3 separate regions of the Homo sapiens genome follow, and regions 1 and 3 are each linked to region 2. Evidence: read pairs that join two places in POLR2A ChIA-PET (ENCODE). Cell type or tissue: MCF 10A. All regions are shown on one strand. Region 1 holds the start of LOC105378231 (a long non-coding RNA gene). Region 2 overlaps FAT2 (FAT atypical cadherin 2). Region 3 has its middle 37 kb from the start of FAT2.

Evidence for each region. ChIA-PET counts read pairs that join two places held together with the same protein. Peaks named below come from ENCODE experiments on the same cell type or tissue, not always from the same donor. Only the 100,000 strongest peaks of a DNase experiment are listed, where the experiment ranks them.
Region 1: POLR2A ChIA-PET joins it to region 2 with 91 read pairs; 6 of 35 experiments call an interaction of 5 or more read pairs at or near these places.
Region 3: POLR2A ChIA-PET joins it to region 2 with 15 read pairs; 7 of 35 experiments call an interaction of 5 or more read pairs at or near these places.

Annotation. Positions count from the first base shown.
Region 1 is chr5:151,636,512-151,639,011 of GRCh38, reverse strand. LOC105378231 (a long non-coding RNA gene) reads right to left here and starts at 1,072. Exons shown (of 2, transcript XR_944417.3): 1 at 936-1,072. In MCF 10A, no CTCF peak of the experiment used is centred here; a DNase peak (open chromatin) is centred at 1,071.
Region 2 is chr5:151,571,731-151,574,230 of GRCh38, reverse strand. The region is part of intron 1 of FAT2 (FAT atypical cadherin 2); the gene reads left to right. Among named protein-coding and RNA genes, the nearest start is that of FAT2, 18 kb to the left of the region's middle. RefSeq lists an enhancer at 2,350-2,500. In MCF 10A, no CTCF peak of the experiment used is centred here; a DNase peak (open chromatin) is centred at 1,370.
Region 3 is chr5:151,627,065-151,629,564 of GRCh38, reverse strand. No RefSeq gene overlaps it. Among named protein-coding and RNA genes, the nearest start is that of FAT2, 37 kb to the right of the region's middle. In MCF 10A, no CTCF peak of the experiment used is centred here; DNase peaks (open chromatin) are centred at 1,284 and 1,674.

The DNA.
Region 1 (2,500 bases), 65 kb before region 2:
AGCTCAAACCAAGGGCTGCATTAGGAGGTGCTGATGGCAGGAGAGAGGTGTGCAAACCAGAGGAGAAGTTGGCAGAATCGCTTAAAAGTTCTAGGTCCTTCAGAACCATGTGAGAATTTCTATTGCGACATTGCAGAGTTGTCAGTGTGCATACTGCTGGAGAAGACTTGATGGGGTGTGCGTGTGTGTGCATGTGTGGGTGGGTGTGCACAGGAGGTAGCAGAGTGCAGTGGTGAAGCTCAGGAATTATATTTTTATTTTTAGAGACAGAGTCTTACTCTGTTGCCCAGGCTGGAACGCAGTGGCTTTTCACAGGTAGTCAAAGCTCACTATAGTCTTGAACTCCTGGGGTCAAGGGATCCTCTCTCCTTAGCATTCTGAGTAGCTGGGACTACAGGTGCGCACCATCATGCCTGGCTCATCAGTAGTTTAGAACATGAAAAATCTGGCTTCTGTATTTCAGTTCTGCCACTTACTAGCTGAGCAATCTTGGGTAAGGTTCTTCGTCTCACCTAAGACTCAGACTCCTCATCTGTAAAATGGGGCCAATTGAAAACACTATGTCATGGGACCGTTGTGAAAATTAAATGAGATCAGGCATGTAAAGTGTCTAGCATGGTGTCTAGAACACAGTAAAGACCTCATTAATGGTAGCTATCATTATGATTATTTTGATTAAGGAGAAAAATCTCATAAAAGATTTTTGAGGGTGTGATTTGCTTTGTGTGCTCCTGGAAGGCAGAGCCAAGGTCAAAGGGTGGAAGTCATAGTTCAACATAAAGAAAAAGCTTTCTCTAGAGCTATGTGAAGACAGAACAGGCTGCCTGGGGGAGTGGTGAGCATCCAACCCTGGAGGTTCTCAGTACAGGTGGAGGGCCACTTAGAGGGGAAGCCACGGAGAGAACAGACATTAAATTGGAGATTGGAGTGATTACCTTTGCAGTTTCCTTCTGGCTCTGAGAATCTGTGGTTTTCTTCCCTCGGTAGGAGACTTCCGCATATAAGTTGGGCAGCTGTGATTTCAGTCACTCTCCAGGCTCTATCAAGTCCATATGCATTTGGGTTCTGACATGCCCTGCCTGGGATATCTTCCAGGTTTTAAGCTTCCAGCCCCAGAGCATGACTCTGTCCCTAACTTGTTCTACCGGAGCTTAGAGAGCAGAGGAGGCATTGGTTCAGTAACCACCTCAGGCTCAGTAACCACCTCAGGAATCCCATCTCAGACAAAGGCTTGGGAAAACAGCCTCTCCAGGTCCTGGCATCCTGTTAGATTGCTGCAAACAACAGCAGTTAGCATTTCTTGACCACTTTCTAAATGTGCGGCACTGTGCGAAGCTCTGGTACCAGCTAGAATTCAGTTCAACTGCATGGCAGAAGAGCCAAATCACCTTAACTTACACAGAAGGTTTGCTTTTCTTGTGTATAAGAGAAGTTTGGATGTAAGTAGTTGTGATTTGCTGTGATGATTTCATGCAATTATCAGAGACCCAACTCCTTTTATGCAGTTCTCTTTAGAGCAGCAGTTCCCCAAAGGGTCTCTGGTCAGGTAAGCTTGAGACACATTACATACTATAACCCCCTTTTAGAGATTCACAAATTGGCGCCGATGTGCTCTGGACCCTACTTTGTTGCCCTGGAGTGATTTACTGAGATAGATATCTATATCTATATCTATATAGATATAGATATAGATATAGATATAGATATATCTATATATATCTATATAGATATATATATAGATATAGATATATCTATATATATCTATATAGATATATATATTTGCTTTTTCACCCAGTTTAACTTGCTAGAAAAAAATTTAAGTACAAAGAAGAAAAAAAGAATGAAAATATATTGTCTTTATCTTTTCACCCAACATAACTTTCATTAGGATTTTGGTGTGTTCTTCCAGACTAGATACACAAAAACTATGAACATAAATATTTACAAAAATGAGATAATTCTCACATGCTCTTCTACAGCCTGTTTATTGCACTTGGAAAGATATCATTGACAGGTTTCCATGTTAAGAAATATAGTCACAGCATCAAATTAATTTATTTGATTATTCAACAGTATTTATTTGGTGTCTACCAAGTGGCAGGCAGGAACTACTTCAGACAGGTGGAAAAAACTAGAAGCTGTCCTGTCTCTTCCTCTGGAGCTCACAGCCTTTCTCCACTGCACCATGTTCCACCTTGGGATTGTTGACTACACACATGTATAGCTTTAATTGTTTACTGAGATATATATAGAGTGAAGGGAAGACGTTTTTCGAGCGCGGCTGGTTAAATGTTCGCATGTATATGCCTCCACGCAACCACCTCTCAGATACAGCATATTTCTAGCACTCCAGAAAGTACCTTCTTGCCCCTTCCCAGACATGGATCCCTCACAGTTGAAACATATCTGGGGGTGTGTGGATTTTTCATGGGAGTGGGTTTTGTCTCTGGAACTAGATAGAATGTAAGCTCCTTGACCTAGTCAGTGTCCTGCACCCCTC
Region 2 (2,500 bases):
CTTGACCAAGAACAGACAGAGAATGAGTGACTTTAGGTCTCAGCCTCCCAGAACCCAGGTCAGGGATCAGCTTATTACACTGACTCTCAAACAAGCATTGGCAGGTGTATAACCCTGATCCACAGAGAGGAAATCCCTTCGCTGCCATTGGGGGGCTCGTTTAGGGTCTGATAGAGACCATAGGCATGCACAGGCCAAAGAACCATGCCCGTATGAGTTGGAAGGGACTTCAGAATGCTTCTTATCTCCCCCAAGGACAAATATCCTCCTACAGTAGAATATGCTCCTCAGGTGGCCACCCAGATTCTGCTTGGATTCCCCCAGTGATGAGGAGCCCTCCACGTTCAAACTTTTATCAATGAGTTGGACAAAGACATGAATGTTACAACTATCAGGTTTCTGAATGTCGGAATCAAGATCCTGAGAAGCTGGAGTAGAGAGCTGAAACACAGGGTGAACTGAATCACAGCCTCTATAAAGCCCTACAGCACTAAGTTGCAGAAAATTAGCCTGCACAAGCATAGATCAGGGATGACGGAATAATTTGTCTGAAAGTCTTTTTTGTTTTGTTTTATTTTGAGATGGAGTCCTGCTCTGTTGCCAGGCTGGAGTGCAGTGGCGCGATCTCGGCTCACTGCAACCTCCAACTCCCTGGTTCAAGCGATTCTCCTGCCTCAGCCTCCCGAGTAGCTAGGATTATAGGCACATGCCACTGCGCCCAGCTAATTTTTGTATTTTTAGTAGAGACGGAGTTTCACCATGTTGGCCAGGATGGTCTTCATCTCCCGACCTTGTGATCTGCCCCGCTTGGCCTCCCAAAGTCCTGAGATCACAGGCATGAGCCACTGCGCCTGGCCTGAAAGTTTTTATTATCCACAAACTCAACAGTTAATAGTATAAGCCAGGTACTAAACAGTTGTATTACTAGGTAATATTTGTTGAAAACTATATCACGTATTGTGCTCGGCACTTATGTGCATTAACTAACTTTCATTCTTGAAACGACCTGCAGAAGTAGGGAAACTAAGGATCAGAGAAGGCAAGCCATTTGCCCAAGGTCACACAGCCAGAGCCTGTGTGTTGTTAGCCACCTTCTCCTGCCTTCCACATCTTTGAAATGGGGCTGGGAGTTACATGGAGGCAGAGTTGGTTCATACATATATCCTAAAAGGGTCCATTCATGGCCAGGTAGACACAGAACTAATGTACCCACACAATTATTCAAAAAATTGACTACTGAGTATGCATGTGTGCCCTCTTGTAAATGTGCACATTCACTCAGATGCAGGTCTCTTTCTGGGCCTGAGGAGCCAAGGAGCATGAGGCCCCACCCCAGACAAGTGCCTGCTCGCAGCTTCCCGGAACAGTCTGTGGCTAGGCCAGCAAGCTTAGACTCGACCAGAGACCAGTGGCTTCCTGCTGTGTTGGGGCACAGGCTGGACCTTCTCCAGAGGCTTCAGCGGACCCCACCCTCAACCCAGCCCAGGCTTTGATTCTGCCTTGGCATTAAAATCTAATAACGAATATGTCTTGAGTTTTGTCTACATACCAGGCACTGTGCTGAGTACATTAACGTGCACGATCTTATGTAGTCTCCATAAAACCCTATGAATATGAATGCAGTACTCTTAAGAGCCCTCTCTCACAGATGAAAAAGCTGAGGTTCAGGAATATTGAGTAACTTTCTAAGGTTGAACAGGTAGCAAGTGGTAGAGCTGTGATTTGAAATCAAACAGTCAGATTCATAAGTGACCACAGCTCTTTCCAGAAGCACAGTCAGGAGGAAAGAACCTGGCTCTAATTCTCACCCTGTGACTTTGGGCAAGTCTCTTTCTTTCTTTGGGACTTTATTTTCCAGCTTCCAAAAGGAAGGAATGATCATGAAAGGCTCTTTCAGCGTTCATTCTGTCATTGTGTTTCCTAAGTCTAGATTCTTCCATTTCTCAACTAGTATTGATTGAGCCTGGTTCTATACCAGGCACTGTTCTAGGCACTAGGGAATTCATCTGTGAATAAGATACACAGAGCTCCTCTCTTCATGGAGTCCAAGAAGACAGTCATTAAACAAATAAACAAGAAAATATTGGGTAGTGATATATGTCATGAAGAAAATAGGGCAAAGTGATAAAGAGGGGAATTGACAGGAAGTCTACTCCAAACAGGAGCTCAGGAGGTGACATTTAAGCTGAAAACTGAATGACAAGAAGGAATTATTCATGTGAGAATCTTAAGGGAAGCAGTAAGTGCAAAGGCCCCGAGGCAGGTCTGGGTTTTGTGTGGCTGCAGCTTGTGAACTGGAGAAGTAGCATGGGCCCAGGAGGTGCAGAGCCTTCTAGGCCAGGGCAAGGAGTTTCTATTTTAATCTAAGTGCTATGGGAAGCCACTGGAAAGTGTTAAGCAGGGAAGTCATATGAATTGATGTACGTTTACACAAGATGTTTTAAAATAGTGGTCCCTGGGTGTTGTGAACTAGGAAGGTAGTACAAGGAGCCTAACATGC
Region 3 (2,500 bases), 55 kb before region 2:
CTATAAAAAGCTTTCCTACTCTTTTTCTGTAAAAAGTTGTTGCATTACATGAACACCCCATAGTTTATTTAACCAGCCTAGGGCTGGTTTAGGCTGTTTCCAATCTTTTCTTTTTTAATTTTTATTGAGATAGGGTCTGGCTATGTTGCTTAGGTTGGTCTTGAACTCCTGGGCTCAAGTGATCCTCCTGCCTTGGCCTCCCAAAGTGCTGGGATTATAGGCATGAACCACTGTGCCGGGCCCCAGTCTTTTCTAATTACAAAGAGTATGGTAGTGAATGTGCTGTTCTTTTGTATTCCTTTCAGCCTCTCTCAGCCCATGATCACTCACCCACCCCTGTGAAAGGGAGACAGGGCCCACAGACACAGGCAGCAGTGACTAGTGGGCAGAAGTGTGGGTCCTGGGGCAGTCCTGGGCTGCCACTTGCTGCTATGCAACTTGGGGGAGATTCTTATGCTCTCTAAGGCAATAGCACCTGGGAATTTGCATTTCTAACACATTTCCAAGTGATGCTCATGTTGCTAGTCCAAGAAGGCACTTTGATAACCACTGCTCTAAGCCACCCAAAGGGGTAATTTGATGATTCCCATCTCATAGGCTTATTGTCAGAGTTAAGGTGTATAGCCCCTTAGCACTGTGCTAGTATCAGACTAAGAACTTAATCATACATGTCAGTGCATATTACTATATCCACCCCTCACCACAAAGAGAAAAGTGAACCAATGCAGAGATGATCAACAGCGATGCTCAGAGCCTTAATCTGTTCTCCAGAGGTTCTGGGTGTGGTGGAGCTCCTCCCCGCAAATCTCCTTTAAGCCCCAAGTCTTGGAATGGCTGGGGAACTCTGCTGAGCTGTCTGCAATCAGAAATCTTCATTTTTCTGGCAATTGGAATGTAGAAAAATTCAGAGTAGAAGCCCAACCAGAGTTCCAGCAATGACCACAGGGATGGATGTTTCTGTGAGCACCGTCCTGTGCCAGCTTGTTCCCGGGGGAAGCGCATTGCACAAGAGGACAGAGACAGCAGGCTGGTCCCACCCCAGCTCTCACCCTTGCAGCCTTCAAAGGGTCCCTTCCATTTTCAGAGCCTTTGTAATTTGCTCTCATTAACCTTGCTTTGTTCTGGGTTTGGGGGGCTGGTGGAGAACCCCTAGTCAGCCACAGCAGGCCTGGTCATGCCCCACAGCCCTCTCCTTCCTGCCCTGGGAGGGGAATCCTGGAATGAAGCCTGCTGCTTTGCTCCCTTCCCACGCCATCCTCTCTGCAGGGAGCCAGGGACCAGGGGAGCCTGCCATGGGGGAAGCGTGTGAGTCTGTTAGTCAGAAGAGGGGCACTTGTTGCAGTGCCAAAATCCCTGGACTGGGAGCAAGACTGGGCTGGGCTCTAACTTGTTGGGTGACCTTGGGCAAGGCCTTTTCTCCCTCTGAGCCTTAGTATTTCTTTTTATAAAATATGGTGTGCTCCAGCTCTGTGCCTGGTGCCCCAGTCAGTGTCTGGTGCCACAATTAAGAAATCAGCAGCATTTTATCTTGCTCACCTGTGCCCAGCCCCAGAAACGCTGAACTTCTAGCACCTGCACTCAGGCCTACTCTTCTGCCTGGCACCTCAACCTGCCACCATCTCATCCCAGCCTCCTTCCACCTTCTCCAGCTTGTATTCCATGCCCCAGGCCTTCCAAGGATGACCCACCTCCATGATGCACTGTGTTACTCACTGGCTGTGGGACTTCTGGAGTCATTCAAGCACTGTGTAAAATGGAAATAACATCACAGCAGATAAGGAGCGTTCAGTGAGACGATACATGCAGAATGCTTAGCGCCATGCCAGGCCCACGGTAAGCTGTCAGTAACCGTGAGCCCTTCTTGTCCTTATCATTGTTGTTATTGTTTCTAAAACTAAGCAGAACCAGCACTCTTGGTAGACAAACACCTTAACTCTTGGTTGATTTTCTGTTTTAACATTTTACCGTACTCTCCTCCTTTCTGCACTATCTCAAACACCTAATTATCTACAGAAAACATTCAGCTGTCTGTTGCTTGCTTTCTTTTCATCAATGAAAACACATGGTTTTATTTCTTCCTTCTTTCCTAAAACAGACATCTAAATATTGATAGAGTTTCTGCCACATCCCTGACATGACAGCCATTGAAACCAAAAAGACTGAGAGGGTCCCAGGACTAAGGAGGGGAAGTCAGTGAGTAATCACATAAGTTAGTATGTAATTACAATTTAGAAGTGTGTTCTAGATGGCATGACAGAGGGAGGAGAGAGCTTGGATGTCTTAAGCTACAGCGTTCTGTAGACCTCGTTTGGCCCCTGAGACTGCACATGAGGTATGTTCCACAACAGGACAAAATCGATGCTCCAGGACCTCCATCCCTAGTGTGCTCGGATGAGTTTGGATGCAGAGGGTAGTGTGGGGTGGGGAGGTGCGGGAGGGCCATTCTCAGCTACAGCAGCTACACACAGGACCCGCTGAGTGACTTTGATGAGTCACATGG